Regions from separate parts of the Mus musculus genome. Here region 2 is linked to region 1. Evidence: chromatin loops called from intact Hi-C (ENCODE). Cell type or tissue: heart. All regions are shown on one strand. Region 1 holds the start of Gfra2 (glial cell line derived neurotrophic factor family receptor alpha 2). Region 2 overlaps Gfra2 (glial cell line derived neurotrophic factor family receptor alpha 2).

Evidence for each region. Peaks named below come from ENCODE experiments on the same cell type or tissue, not always from the same donor. Only the 100,000 strongest peaks of a DNase experiment are listed, where the experiment ranks them.
Region 2: a loop joins it to region 1, with 2.2 times the contacts of the local background. A loop is called at or near these places in 4 of 42 quality-filtered maps.

What each region holds. Positions count from the first base shown.
Region 1 is chr14:70,889,602-70,897,601 of GRCm38, reverse strand. Gfra2 (glial cell line derived neurotrophic factor family receptor alpha 2) reads right to left here and starts at 7,495. Exons shown (of 9, transcript NM_008115.3): 1 at 6,708-7,495; 2 at 1,516-1,830. The coding sequence starts at 6,747. In heart, a CTCF peak has its summit at 3,275 (motif pointing left); DNase peaks (open chromatin) are centred at 3,291, 3,617, 7,661 and 7,911; H3K4me3 peaks cover 2,496 bases; H3K27ac peaks cover 738 bases; H3K27me3 peaks cover 5,015 bases.
Region 2 is chr14:70,961,904-70,969,903 of GRCm38, reverse strand. Gfra2 (glial cell line derived neurotrophic factor family receptor alpha 2) reads right to left here. Exons shown (of 9, transcript NM_008115.3): 5 at 3,588-3,697; 6 at 2,767-2,907; 7 at 1,488-1,660. Among named protein-coding and RNA genes, the nearest start is that of Gm34588, 24 kb to the right of the region's middle. In heart, a CTCF peak has its summit at 3,648; DNase peaks (open chromatin) are centred at 3,713 and 6,623; H3K27ac peaks cover 611 bases.

The DNA.
Region 1 (8,000 bases):
TAGGAGGCTTACCCAAGTGGCAGCAGTGGTCCAGGAGACACTTCCATGGCCCACTGCTCTGTGACTGTACCCACTGTCTTAGCTCCAGGTTCCACACATGGGCTGACGTACACCCCAGAATCTCTCTAGAACCATATCCTCCTCTGAGCTCTGTGCCTGCATGTCTGCAGGGCTTGACCAAGGGCAGGTAGGGAGCCCCAGAGAAACATCAAGCCCCCTGCCGCCTTCTACTTTGCAGGCACTGGAAGTCTCTCCCTTCCTGTCTCATTGGCAGTAGCTGCCAAAGACCTGTTGATTCTACCCTGTTAAGAAGCACTCAGATCCATCTTCCCCTTGGTTGCCCTGTCCTGTACCTGCCACCATTACTCCTGCCTGGGGTCACAATCCCCACAACTGACTGATGCCCCCAGAACTACATGGATAATCTTCTGAAGCATCAGTCTGATCAGATCCCTTGAACTCTGAATTAAAACCATCCAGGTTTCCTATTGCCCACCAGATCTCTTTCCTCCCAGCCTCCCATCCTTCCAATCCATGCTCTAGATTGTCCAGTTTCCTACAGTTCTTCATGAAGATTCAACTCTCAGGCCTGACCCTGATGTGTCTCACTCTCCATCTGCCCACTCTTAGTGTGTCCCTCCCCTGGGTAGTGTGATTTCATCCCAGCCTAGAGACAGCATCTCCCCACCTCCCCTCCAACCCCGAAAGGCTCTTTAGACTTTTTAACAAGGACTTGGATGTTCCTCTGAGGTGTCCCTACTATGCCTTTCCATCATAACATGTATGCCTTCAAATGGCAAGTGCCACCTTACTTACTGAACCCCTACCCCAGGCTTTAAGTTCCATAAAGGCAACGGCTACACCAGATCCTAGACTATTCCAGGAACGCACAGCATCAGTGCACTCTCAACGCATATTTGCTGAATTAGTAAATGAGCATCTTGCCAAGCTGACCAATCATCCTGAAGTCTCTGCAATCTCAAGCCCCTGTCTGGACTGAGGAGTGCTGAAGAGGTATCATTGAGGAGGGGGGGAGCTCTCAGGTTCTGCCTTGGGCAGGCTTCAAGAGAGCTTGCCTAGAGTCATAGAACCTGTTGCTCATGTCCAGTCTTGAGCTCCTTAAGCGCTATATAAAGTGCCTAGGCCAGCCATTGTGTCAGCCAGAGACCACATGAAGGAAGAAAGACTTGACTCTGGGCTCTGCTCCAGGGAACAGGGCATTAGAGTGGCAGGGGCTGATACCTCCTGTTCTCCCTTAAATGTCTGCCTGGTGTCTCTTTCCTCTCGTGGGCACAGTTTCGCTGCCCTTGCTTGCAGCCCGTCATCCAGTTCATCCTCTACCCTGTCATCTCCCTTTCTCTATCACCATTGACCTCCTAGGAGGGGGTAGCTAAATTCCCCAGATTCAAATCAGGTCACCCTTTTACCAAGTTCTTCCTTCCTTCTGGATCCCTGGCCAGATCCATCCACCCCCTTCCCCATCGCCGCCCTCCCGTGGAGCCCACCCGAGCTTACCCTCCGTCAGCCCCAGATGGATGCTCCAATAGATCTGCAGACACTGCAGCTCCTTCTTCATGCCCCGCTTGCAGCGGCAGTCATACAATGGGCTTTCCTGCAAGACCTCCAGGGCCGCCTGGCACTCCTTATTGGCCAGCATGGTATTGCGATCCCGGCCTGCCAGGCACTGCCGAAGGGTGCGGTACCTGGAGCTGCAGTTGGATTCAGCCGCACACAGCTCATTGGCCCGGACACAGTCCACTTGGGGGCGCCAGCCGTGGAGCTCAGAGCCCTGCGGAGAGGAAGGGCTGGCCAAAGAGCGGAGGGTTTCGTCTGGGTAGTGGGGAGGGAAGACAAGCGTGAATGAGGGTCATCATAGTCTCTGACCCCAATGTAGGCCTAAGGTTTGAAGGAACTTCTTACCCTCTCCATACCAAAGTACACCAAGACCAAGGTCAACGTAGACCCAACCTAGTCAGCCATGCTCCCCTACAACCATGGTTCACATTCATTTTCTCCTGAGCGCAATCCTAGGTGGTGGAACACAGCATGCTAAATCCAGGAAGGCCTTCACTGAAACTGCCAGTAGGCTAAGATGCCAATAGTCCAGACAGAATGACATGGCCTCAACATGGAGTGGCAAGGGTTATGCAAAGGGATCTTGTCTCGACTCCCAGTGGACAAACCTCCGCTCCATCCAAGGCTCCAAAAGTCAGTTAACCCTCAGAGCCTGTCTGAAACTTAGGAAGAACTCAATCAACATCAAATTCCAGGGAAGCTCGGGTCCAACTCAAGGTCACACACAGAGAAGCAGCAAGCCCCCTCCAGCCCCTCAGTCTCGTCATTTCTGTTATCATTAGGCCTTTAGAAGACAACCAGAGACAAGCCTAACTCAATCCAGGAGGCCCAGCAGAGAGAAGCAAAGACCCCTTTCGGGCCTTGCCTTTCTGTATCTGCCAACTTCACACCAGACAGAGGCCTGGCAAAGTGTCTGCACGGGCCAAGTTCTTCCCCAGCTCCCTGCAAGAGAGACCTCATTAACCAGAGCACAGGGGCAAACCCACTCCCCGTGCTGCTTCCCCATCATGACCTCTCCCATCTCTATCTCCCATCATCTCCTGTTTCCTGTCTCCCAAGGGTTCTGTTCTCAACCGACCTCACCACCTTTTCCTTTTAAATGTGCTCTCTCTCTCTCTCTCTCTCTCTCTCTCTCTCTCTTTCCTTTCCTTCATACACTATTCTGAAATCCTGTCTTTTTTATATATCCTTCCTAAAGCAAATTAATAAATCAACTCTAGAAAGAAAAGACTTCTCCTCCTTTGGGCCCTGCCTTCCAGCCTGAGTATGGCTTCAGCCCACTCCCTCTTATCTGCCTCCCACAGTGTCCCCAGAAGGGAGGGGCCTGAGGACTGGACATGAAGGGCAGAGAGAAGCTGGCCGGACCCTTTCAAAGCCAAGCTTCCAAAATGGTTTCCTCCAGACACAGGCGGCATCTTCCTGTCTCCCTGTCCTTCCTAAAGCCCTAACTCCAGACCCTGCCCCCTCAAAAAGCCACATCTCTCTGCCAGAGCAAAGACTGCCTTCTGCAGGACCCAAAGAATAATTTGAGAGGCTTTCTCCACTCCCTCCCACCCAAAAGAGAATAAAACTCTAGGTCAGTCATCCCTTCCTCAGAATACTGCAGAATCCCCCTACTCCATCCTCATTCAGAGCTGCCACGCTCAGGCCTTCTCCCTAGGAGGCCCTGCTCATGGGGGAGCTACTGCAGGGAGACAGCGACACCTACAGGTAGAGCTGCACACAGCAAGCCTGTCACTCCCCAGAGCTGGGAGGGGCGGGGGGGGGGGGTGAGGGGGATCATTCCCAGTTGGAAACAGCAAAGGAGATGAAAGGGAGTTGGCCTCCCGATGGAGGAGGCTCCAATTACAGCAAAGGAAAATTTCTTCTCTTGCTGACCAAAACCCTGGCCCAGAACAGAAAGAGCGGAAGGATGTAACCACACTGAAACAAGACAAGTCGTAGAAACCCCCATACAAAGTGGAAGTTGCTGAAAGCAAGGTCTGCCCAGGCACTAGCCTGAGATGTGTCCTCCACTACAGCTGAGGTAGCAGCTTTCTTTCAAGGCTTCAGCAGATTCCTGCATCCCTTTACAGGACTCTAGTGCCTCTGGGCCACCCAGGAACAGCTGAACTACCACGCCCCCAACTCGCACCTGTCAGCTGCTCTCAGGCAGCCAGCCAGCTCTGCATTCTCTCTGACTTTGTCCCGGGGTTCCATAGGACTTCACCTTCCACCTGATTGAGCTAAAGGTTTAACTGCCCAAGCGGAACACAGAATGGGACATGCTGGCACTCTGGCTGGGTCTTCTATGGGCTCAGAACTTACACGAGTTTAAAGTCAGTCTTGGCCTGCCCTGCAGCTGAAGCCAAAATCTCCCTTGATATCCTTAACACAAGCCTTTACTGGCTCCCACACCAGTCTCAAAGGGCTTCCTCATCCTGTCAACTGATGTTCATGAAGGGCAAGAATAGTTTCTGCAGAGGACCAGGACATCCTTTTGATCATTGTCCCTATCTCTGGGACTCGGCTTCAGAACTCCCAGAATCAACCAAGCCCAAGCAGAGAAGGGAAACACAGTAACCGGGAGAGGCTAGCCAAGAATCAGAAGAAAAGGCTACCTTCGTGGCCTGGAGGAAGAAAACCTGGAATTATCAAGAATAGACAGTGTGGACCAGTTCCAGGGAGTGCCAGGGAGGGGAAGGCAGAGGTCCACATTGCCCTCCTGTGTCTACAGTCCCCTCAACAGCCAGAATGTGCTAGAATACCACGGGGGGCCTGGTGCTCTGCCCACTCTGTTTCCTCTCTCCATGGCATCCTATGCCAACCTTGGAAATCTGGATGGTTGGGTTTAAAAGCCCTTTCTCTATAAGGTAAGTCCTCTGACATTAGGTCTCACTCAGAACCTTTGAGAAAGGCATCTGAAGGGGGCGGGACATGGCCCCAGCCAAACTGCTGATTTGAGACTGAAATCCCAAACTGCTAAGGAACCGCCACACTAAACAGACTTTCCAAGTGGTTCCCAACTATATAGTCATCTAGCCAGGAAAAGGCTTTTGGATTTAAGTTTCCTTCACACCATTCATCCCAGCCTGTCAGAGCTTTTCAGACTCCCCTGGCCTGCCATTCCCTTGAACCCTTTGCCCTGATTTGGAGAGGGACTTTTTGAGGGATAGGGGACTGAAGGGGCATAACTCAAGGAGGCATCAGGCAACCCCCTCCTCCTCCACTTTCCATTTCAGCCCTTGGGGAGCAGGCAGTGGCGGACATCTCTGCTCTCGGCTCATAATCTCTACACACATACGTGCAAATACGTGTACACACCCATTATGGGCAGGACGCCCATTGCCACATCTGAGGAGAACTGACTCCTCAGCTAGGATCACCCAATGTGCAACATGGGGTCTGATACTGGAGGGTATTGTGCTCATATACCACTGCCCCTCAGAGGGGGGCCCCTATACTTGGAAGCATGCATCCTTTATGAGGGAGGGGTGTAACTCAACAGCAGGCAATCTGGCCACTTTTTACCTGAAATGCAATGCTTTCTTCTTCGCTCTGATCATTCTAAGACCCTAGAAAGCTACGTTTTCAGACCATTAATGAAGATAAGGTCAAATTTTGTGACAGTTCATTCAGAATGAGAGTTCACTTCCCCCAAGGCTGCTGGAAAGGGATGAAAGTGAGCCCAGAGCATCTTCTACCCTCCTACCCTGTCCCTCCCACCCACAGGGTTACTGACATGTGGAGAAAGCAAGTATGGTGAAGGCCACACCCCAGGGCAGGGCTATGTCCCCTGGGAATGCATAGCTGGGAGGTAGAAAGTCTGTGAGCAAGCAAAGATACAGCCAATATCTATTCACCCTGACTACAAATCCCCTACAATCTGGAGGGCACTTCTTAGACCATGCATATCTTCCATAAGCAAAGGCTACCTCCCTGTCTGGGCTATCCAGAGCCCTTTTCTGCTGAAGGTAAAGGTGATTTCTTGATCCCTGCTTGGTAGCCAGTTCATTCTGGTCTACCAACAAGCAGAACAGCACCTGGACTAAAAGCAGATGTCACACACACACACACACACACACACACACACACAAACACACACATTTTCCAGAATTCCCTACCAGTAACCTTGCCTGGGAACCCTGGGTCCACACATAGCCTTTAGCTTTGAAAGCATCTTTTCTTTACCTGTAAACTATTCCTAGACCTTGCTTCCCAAGCAGCTGAGATTTTACAAAGTATAAGGGGAGGTGGGGAGGCGCCTGCTGGAGCTCAGAACCACTGGGCAGCCGCTCCTCCCTGTCACAGAGGGAGGGGGCTTATGGGGTGAGCAGTAAGTGGTCTTTGTTAAGATCTGTTTTCTCCCTTTTCCTGCATTCCCCCGCACCATCTTCTTTCCAAGGAGCAAACTTTGGCCTCCTCTTTCCCGTGTCACATGCCCTAGGCCCCTGGGTTGTTGCTCTTGAAGGCCTTGAACACCCATTTGCAAGCCTGAGCTCCACCTACCCATCTGGCTTGGAAAGGGAGGCCGTGGGTAGGGAGAAACTTGCAAAGTGCTACAGAGAGTGGAGAGATAGGGTGCGTTCCTGAGACTGATTGGCAAGTAGGAGGTGACTACAAGGACTCCCCGCAAACGTCCAAACCAAGACCTCCTGCCGAAACCCACTGACTCTGAGAGCCTTCCAGAAAGGAGGGGCAGGCTTGATAGCGTCCCGCCAGCCTCTCCCCATCCTTCCTTTCATTCACACCAACAGTTGCATTTTTTTCCTTCCTAAGTTGTTGCAAATTGAACCCATTATTTTGAGGGAAATGAGCGCTATCACGGCCTGCAAGTAAGAGTGTGTGTCGGGGTGTGTGCGCGCGCGCGGCACGGGAGTGCGTGCGGAGATGGTTTGAATGTTGGAAGTCTCCTTCTCGGTCCTCCGCGCAACCAGCTAGCCGCTGCACAGCTCCCTCCTCTAGAGCCTCCCAGGCAGTTCGGCTCCCCGGAGCCCCAGGCCCGGGCTCCCAGCCTGGCGCGATCTCCCGGTGTCTCCCACGGCGCCCTGCTTGCAGCCCCCAAGCCCACCCCCGCATGCCCAGCTTCCAGTGGGCGACTGAACGCGCGCAGCCCCTTGTGACCCCCAGACTCGCCACCTGCAGGTACTCACCTAAAAAGAAGAAGAGGCAGAAGGCGTTTGCCAAGATCATGTTAAATAAATCCCACAGTTTTGTGTGTATGTGTCTTTCTCCCTTAGGTTTAAAAAATAAAAATAAAATAACAACGGTAATAATAACAGCCAAGCAATGATAACGACCCCCAAATCCAATGCGGAGATCCCGCCAGGCGGCCGCCGGTTGAAGATCCCGAGTCCAGGGATTCTCGCTGCTGGCTGGAGGGGGAGGGGTGGGAGGCGGGCGGTGGGCTGCCTCTCGACGTCCCCCCCTTGCCACTGAAATCAAACACACGTAGCTATGTGTCTGGCTGCCTTCTAAGCCAACAGCCTGGTCCTGAGGTCAGCCCAGCCCTTCGCTCTCGCGGCCGGGAAGGCGCGAGTCCCCGTGGGTCCAATTCCCCTGCACTTCCCAGGAGGGGACTGGAGAGGTGGGGGCGAGGCGATCTGAAAGTGAAGGACTGGAAGAAAGCAGCGAGGGAGGGGGGTCAGAATAAATGCAAATAGGAAAGAAATCCACCGACGGATGGGAGCAATCCAGTAGAGCTTCTAGGACGGGAGACCAGAGTCGCTTCTTTGGCACCAAGACGAAGAAAAAGATTCAAAATAAAAAAAAAAAAATCTTCTCCCGCTATCCCTTGCTTCGGCTCACTTTTTCTAATGGAATTCCAGTGCCGGTGTGCCTGTGCTTGCGTGTGTCTTTCCTCCCTTCCTCTCTCCCTCTCCTCTCCTCTCCTCTCCTCTCCCTCGCTCTCGCTCTTTGCTCTCGATCTCCGCTCTCCCTCACTCTCCCTCTCTCTCTCTCTTCCCCTCCCTACTCCCTCTCTCCCTGCTCCTCCCTCCGCCCGCCTGCTCCCTCCCTCCCCCTTCGCGGCTTCCTCGCCTAGGCTCTCGCGCCTCGCCCCTCTCCTCTGCTCGGGGCTCAGCGCCCCGGCTCCCTGGCGGCTGGCGGCGCAGCGCGCGGGAGCGCGGCGGAGCAGCTACACTCTGCAGCAGCAGTGGTAGCGACTCGGCGGTGATGGAAGCTACACCGGAGTGGCGCTGGCGCCCAGGAACACTGGCCTAGGGGTGAGCTCCACCGCTGGCTCCCTCGGCTCAACTGCCCGCCCTTGGGACCAGCCTGCTGCCTTGGCCGGAAAACCGACTAGATCCCCCGGCCAGTGTCCACGCTCAAACCAACGAAGCCTCCCGCCCCCTCCTCTCCATGCAATGTCTCATCCTGGCTAGGTGAAGGCTTGCGTTCTCCAAGTGCTCCTGCCCCTGCACTGGACCCCCAGAGCCATGAGGTTT
Region 2 (8,000 bases), 72 kb before region 1:
GAAAGCCCAGGTTTTAGGTGGAAAAAAAAATAAGTAAGGATGCTTTGCAACCTAATACACCCCCCCCCAAAAAAAACAATGAATGGGGGTCCATAAGATGGAAGAGTCAATACAGGTGTAAGCCTAGCAACCTGAGTTAGAGCACCAAAAATCCACACAGTGGTGGAAGAAGAGCATTTACTCTACAAAGTTGTCCTCTGACCTTTACATATGTGCTATGGCATGTGCACCTGTGTATATACATCATACACAAACAGGTTACAGATAACAATAATTGATTGATTGATTGATCGATATGTAAAGAATTAATTTTTTTCTAAAAAGAAATAATGAGATATGGAGTTTTTAGGCACTGAAGAGTCTTGGGTGAGGGCTCATGCCGCAGCACTAAACTTCTCCTACTTAGGGTCACCCTCTTTAGCAGATAGGCTATTACCGTGAAGGATGTCACTGCTTGGCCATCAAAGCCATAAAGACTGTCTGTCTTAGTTAAGAATTCCTATAGCTGTGATGAAACAGCATAACCAAAAAGCAAGTTGAGGAGCAGAGTTGATTTGGCTTAAACGTCCACATTGTAGTCCATCAAGCCAGGACAGGAACAGGAACTCAAGCAGGCCAGGAACGTGGAAGCAGGAACTGATGCAGAAGCCATGAAAGAGTACTGCTTTTTGGCTTGCTCCTTGTGACTTACTCAGCCCGCTTTTATAAAGAACCCAGAACCACCAGCCCAGGGGTGGTACCACCCACAATGGGCTAAGCCATCCTCCATTAATCACTAATTAAGAAAATGCTCCACAACCTGATCTTATGTAAGCATTTTCTCAAAAGAGGTTTCTTCTTCTTAGATGACTATAGTTTGGGTCAAGTTGACATAAATCTAGCCAGTACACAAGACAACACAAACTGTATTAACCTCACTCACCAATGTTTCCCTATAAGCTCATATAAGACCTAGTATGTTATGGGTCTATGAGCTACATTGCATGGATGGATGGAAGAATGGATGGACAGAGGAACACTGTAAGTCTTAGAGTCAGATGAAGGTTTGAAAATTCAGGTCACCAACAGTCAGCACAGGTATATTCACCTAAGACCTCTGGATCATTTTCCTGAATATTGAATAGGAATGTTGTCACCTCATTGTGAATTCAATGAGATGAGAATTATCAGCGTACTAGTTGATAGTTACCAGACAGGAGCTTTATGGTAACTATTACATTTCTCTTATGCCCCAGTATATCTGATAAAATACTGTTAGGTAACAGGTGTTTTCATATTATCGAAGAATATGCCTAAATTAACAAAGAGGTGAGAAAAGTTCATTCCTAACTCCCTACCCCTTGGGCTCCTAAACTCAAGGAACCTTCAATGCTCCTTTGGTGGCCCCGGTTGAATGGTTTCCCATAACATGTCTGACACCATGATGTTTTCTGGATCTTAAGCCACCCCAAGCTCCAGCTCCCAAGCTTCAGAGGCACACCCCTCACCTGGATAGATGTGCAGGTGGTGATGACACTGGTCCCCAGGCTGGTGCTATCACTGAGGTCATCTGGCAGTGAAGGAGTTTTCTCTACCCGAGGGGCCTGGGTAGCTGAAAATGTGGGGCCTTTGGGAGACATGTTCACATCTGTGCCATTGCCAAAGGCTTGAATGGCATTCCCTGGAGAGAGGACAGATAGAAACAGCAAAATCAGAACCCACTTCCATCATGCCTGGTTGAACTTATTCCGAACCACTGCCCTCCCAAAAGGGCCCAGAAACTGAAGGCAAAATGGTAGGATATTAGAATTTGACTTTGCTAAGGCTCCCGTCAGACTTAAAATGATCTCCCAGTTGGTGAGAAAAATAGAAGAGGAGAGCTAGACCAGGCTCTCTGCTCTGCAGTCTCCTCAGTCTAAGTTCTTCTAAGGACACCTGGGACCCTGTCACAGTAGAACATCTGCTGTTCCTTGCCATTTCAGCTGACCCAACTATCCTCAAGAGATACAGCCTCTGAGAAGCCTTGAGCCCTCCCTTGTCCAGGAGGACATGGGTGTCTGAACTCTGACACCACAGAGAACTACATCCTACAACTTCCATCTGTGCTGGGGTCACACGTGACTCCGCAGTTTACCTCCATCTAGCTACACGTCCTTTAATGACAAGCACTGGGATCTATCTCGGAATTCCTGAATAGACAGGAAAGGGAAAAAAGACAGATGAACAGAAGGAAGAAAGGAGAGAAGTGAAGGGGGAGGGGGAGATGTACAGATGGAATTATCAGCAAGGGATATCAGACTGTAAAGACCAAAGGCAGGCTGCATTTGACTGGGACCTCTTCTCCATGCAACCTTTTGATCAGTAGTTAAAAGACCTTTTTTTTTTAAGTCCTCAGTTCCAATAGGTAAGAGCCAGTACATGGAGAGGGTGCCTGTGGTCCTCAGGAGAAGACCCAGTCTCCAAGAGAAACTGGATGCTGCTGTCAGAGCAGCAAACTAAAGTCCTTTTGCATTGACCTTCCATGGGCTTAGGGACTCTGATGGTAGACTTGTCATGGGCAGCCCACTGACAGTTCTAGTATGAAATCTCTAAGAACTCAAACCTTCAGGTCTGTGGAGAAAGCCCTATATGATGCAGAAGCCACATAGGTATCACTGGCCATCCTAACAAAATAAGAGGAAAACAACCAGGGCAGACCACTCTAGGTTTCCTCCCAGGAAGCAGAAATGTTTCCTGGGTAGGGAACAGAAGGGACATAGAGGTATGGGAAAGTTTTCTCAGACTTACGGAGGCATGGGTTTTCTGTGAAGTCCTTGAGGAACTTCTCACACTCTTCTTCCATGTTCCCACTGCCACGACAATTGCACCAGGGAGACACCACGATGCCCGTGGGGTTGGAGTCCACATAGTTCGGTGTCATATCAAACCCTGGGAATGATGATGCATAGGCACAATAGGACAGTTTTTCACCTGCCCCCCCCCCGAAAACTTGTGCTTGTGACACCCTAACTTACAATCCTAACTCTGAGCACATTTACCTCTGGTGACTATGAGGTCACCAGGAACAGAAAGGACAAAGGCCCAGAGAACCACCAGACTCTGTGTCATCAGAAGGGCAGGAAAGACCCCATTAGCTCCCACCCTATCTTCAGTCTTCCTTGCTTTCTACCTTGAAAACATGCAGAGTGATTCTTCTAGAGTCAAGGAGTCAAAGGCTCCTGTTCTGGGTTGGATCTCAGTGCTAGCATTTGCCAACTAAATGAACCTGGTCAAGGAACTCAATTATCTCTTAAGCATCAGTTGCCTTGCCTGGAAAATAGAAACATCAACCACTCTTTAGTGGAAGCTCTACACTTACTCATTAGCAATCCCTAGAAGGCTGTAGCTTAATTTCCAAAGCCTTGTAACAAAGGCACGGGGTCCCTCCTGATAAGGAGGTAGCCTCCCTTCCCCCTAGATGCTCTGTCTGAATCTGCCACAGGCAAGGTTATGCTGTCAATCTCCCAACAGCCTTGGGCTGGACTGCAGCAACCCCCACCCCAGTGAGACCAGGGGTGGGGCTGAGGGAAGAAACTACTTAAAGTACAGAAAATGTAAGCAGGGCTTACCAATCATGCCAGCATAGGAGCCCAGACATGCCTGGTAGTTGTCCGCAGGGCAGCTGGTGATTGTCCGGTAGGAGGCTCGACAGTTGGCGTGGAAGTCTGCCAGGCGGGACCTGGTGTTGGGAAAAGACCCAAGGAGGAAACAGTTTAGTCTGGCAGCCTGCTCCAGCCTCCTCCACACTGCCTGGGGCTCCACACTGCAGATCCTAGAACCTGAGGAAGCCAGGAAAGGGGGGAGTAGAAAGTGAAGGGAGGCCTATGGAGCTGGGCATAGTGCAATTTAAAAGCCCAAGCCGTGCACCTGTCATACCTGCACTTAGAGGTCTAAAGCGGGAGGGTTTGAGGCCAAACTGGGCCACATAGTGAGTTCCAGGCCAGCCTGGAACATAGTGTGAGACCTGTCTCAAAAAAGAGCAAAACTAAAGAACCATTCTCTAAATGGTCCTTGTTAGCAGAAAAACAGAGGGGGCAGGGCTGTGCTGGTAGACAGTATCCAGACCTGGGACAGGGTACAAGTTTCTACTTCCTGACAACTAAAACCTTGAAGAATGTTGTCCATATCCTGGAACACATTGCTCTTCCCAACCCAAAGTGGACCTAATGATCCCCACCCTACTAGCCTGTAGCTCGAAGAAGCCAGAACTCAGAGAGAGGGAAGGCAGGGTCTCCTTAGGGTGAGGCATCTCCTCATTGTCACCTGGACTCTTCTGCATCGTCCCAGAGCAGGCCAATAGGTAGCCCCTCTCCCTACCTCCCCAGCTCACCAGACATAGCCCACCTTTTAAATGTTTCTCTTCATGACCTAGCATGCCATCACCCATTGTCATCAGTACCTGTGACATGGCTTTGTAACCACCTGTGCTGTACAGCTCAGTCACACTCAGCCAGGAGCAGGTCCAGGCCTGTTCTCATTACCCCGCCACAGAGTTGAATGTGGCACAAAGTCACACCCTTGGCTAGCTCCCTTCTTTTTCCCTCTTCTCCTAGTACTCTGGCCACAGAAGTTTCCATCAGCCTGGATTACGGAAGCTTCCCCCTTATCCTGTCTAAGGCAACCATCACCCCCTAGAGGGGAGTGTCCTGCCCATGTGACCCCATTCATCAGCCCCTCTCAGTCTCTGACAGCACAAAGCAAGCATGGTCCCACTGACACTTCAACCTCAGACTTATGACTTCAACTATAAGAGAGTCTGTTTCTGCCATAAGCTACCTGGTCTCTGATACTCAGGTACATCCTTGGGGGACACTATGGGGTTTTCAAATACTCCATTTTGGCCAAATCTCCCCCCAGACAGAAGCAACAGGAGAACATAAAGGCAGAATGGAGGTCCTGTAGAATCCTATATCGTGAGCAACCACTGTTTACCATCTTCTCTATGAAGCTGTTTAAACATCTTCTCTACGGGTTATTTAAACACACCCTCTAACTGAAATGCAAGAGTCCATTTCAATTCCATGTGGGCATGTATGGACTCTATCTCCTACTTCCTGCATCCCCAAAGCCACCGAAACCTTCAACACAGAGGTTCTTTTTCCATGATCATGTTGGATTTGTCCTTTTTCTCAGTGCAACCACACAGAAAGCCTAGACCAGGCAACTCAACAGCACAGAGACTTGCTGACATTGCTTTGTTTGATCTTCCCAATAAGAACATCCACTGCTAATATTATTATTTACGTATTTCTTCATCCACATCCTCTAAGGCCCTGTTAATAGTCATGGATGGTAGCTATCCCTCATCTTTGCTCCAACTAGGAGCAGATCCCCTGGCCTGTGTCTGACAGAGTGACGATGGGAATGGTAAGCACATCAATATGGAATCAGAAGGGAACCCCATGACATGTTCAAGGCTCTCCACCCCTCTGATTACGGCACAGGGCTTTGGTGAAATGCTACTATCCTCTCAGTTCCTTACAAATAACATCATCTGCCCAGAACTGAGCTGAGGGTTCCAGCTAGACCTGTAGCTGTTGGAAGCCTCTTGAACTGCTCCCATTGACACCAGCATCCAGAACGGCCTTGTCCTCTCTCAAAAGTTTGACTCCAAGATCACACGACACTAGGAACACCGCATATATTTGTCTGGCTTCGAAGTGCCAGGAACCTCTCAAAACCACCAACTCAAAGGCTGGAGAAGTGGAAATATACATGGGAGGAAATGAAAAATGTCACTTGAGAGATATCTAGGACATTTCACCAGCAAAGGAGAGATCAGCCTGGCTCTATAGGAGAAGTGGGGGTGACGGTGCAAGCCAGAGAACAGAAGGTGAAAGAGTACAGACCCCTCCAAGGATTGTAGCCAGAGGGGTTCCTGAGCTGGCAAGAAGGATACTGGTCCAGCTGCTGGGAGAGCCATCTGTCACATGATGGTGCGCAAGCTCTTGTTCTATTGTGTGACCTGAGGCTCACTGGCTATGTCTCTGGTACTCAGTGTCCCCACTTAAGTAGAAAGCTACGCTTGCCCAGAGCTTCAATAAAGCGGTGAGAGATACTGTACAAAGCAGCTCCCAATGTAGATAGGAATCATCATCTTTACCGCTTTCTCCCTCAGCGCTCTGCCTGGCAATCGCAAACAGGAAATGACTATTCATGACCCACAGAGAACAGAAACACACCACTTTATCCTGTGTGGGCAATGTGAGCATGTCATGAGAAGGGAGGGCTCCAAAGGCCTGCTTGGTGGATCCCAGGAAGACCCTGCCCTCCTGAATCCACTGATCCTTCCCATGCCACGATGAACGCAGGGAAAAAAGCAGGGGCTCTGGAAACTTAGGAACCGTGCGCAGAGCCCCCGCAGCCAGGCCCCCAGGGTAATGTAAAGTGAAAACACCATCTCAGTATCATCTCAGTGTGGCTCCAGCCTACTGCCCTCAAAGAAGTCTGGTGGTTAGTGTCAGGAACCCCAGACGTGATACTGTTCAAAAGTAAAGGATGTGGATTTGGTTGGTGAGGGGACGGGAAGGGAGGGAAGCAGCTAGGCCTTCTGCTGTCATCTTAGCCACTCTCAGCATCAAGGCAGCTTGGCAAGCAAAGGGGACAAATGGGGCCATTTAGAAGGTTGCCAAGTCCAAGTCTCCAGGAGGCCTTTGATTGCTCAAGTTTCTCTCTGCCTCTCAATCTGTGATAAACCCACAGCAGCGAGCTTCCTCTGCCAGAACAAGAGACCAAGTGGAGTCAATTTCCTTCAGGCCCTTTACATACTCCAACTCCAGCACAAGGAGAATCAACCACACGAGCACTCCAGCCCAAACCATTATATGTGGGGTGCCAATTGGTGATCGCCACCTCCTCTAGGCAAAATGCCACTCATCCCCCAGACCCTGAGATATCACTGGTCTCTTGGATTCTGTTTCTGCTGCCAAGAGCTGATCTTTCCCGGATCAGTCCCCCACTTCAGATTTAAGGTCCCCCCTCCTGCCCTCCAGAAAAGAGGTGGGGTAAAGAAATCACTGAGAGGAAAAAACAGGCAGATAAGCAGAGAGAAAAGAGCAGAGAGCCATCAAGAGAGTGGAAATGCACACAAACTAAATTCCTCTCAGCTGAGCTCAGGGGAGCAGGTGGATTGCCCCAAAATCACGAGCCCTCTCTGGGCCTGGTTCATCAACAGCTGTGGCCTATTCAATCACAGGGAAGCAGCAGGAGAGAGACACTTGACCCTAATTTGATGAAAAGGTGGTCATATTAGATGCAGCATGTTCATCTCATTTGAATTTCAGATAAATTTTGTTATTATTACTATTACTATGATTATTATTATTATTATTTTACATCTCAGACATATTTATACTAGAAAAAAGTTTTTTGAATCTGGAATTCAAATTTTACTTGGCATCCTACCTCTTTTTTTTCTATTTGATATTTTTATTGGATATTTTCTTTATTTACATTTCAATTGTTATCCCTTTTCCCAGTTCTGCCCCCTCCCCTCTGAAACCTCCTATCCTATCCTCCCTCCCCCTGCTTCTATGAGGGTATTCCTCCACCCACCTACCCACTCTTACCTCCCTGCCCTCAATTGCCCTACCCTGGGGCATGCTATCTCTTTAATCTGCTGCCACAGGTGCCCTGATCAAAGGAGAAAGAACAGAGCTGGTAAGCAGAAAGCAAGCCACATAACACCCTTCTCAAAGTGTAGTAAACAGACTACCAGCACTGTCATTGGCCAGAAATTGCTAGGCATGCAAATTCTCTAGGCTCCGCCCCAAACATACACTGCCTAAAATTGCTGCATCAAAGCTGGTAATCTCACTACCAAGCCTTCAGATGCTGGAATGGCAGGCTCTGAGTCTCAAGTGTGGCAATCTGCACAAGCTGCTGAGTTGGGCTTGTGGGTGCCCTTCAGATCCTGCCTTCTGGCTTCAGCTTTAAATACTCCTGCTTTATGCCCCAGACTTGGAAGAAAAAAAGCCCTAGGA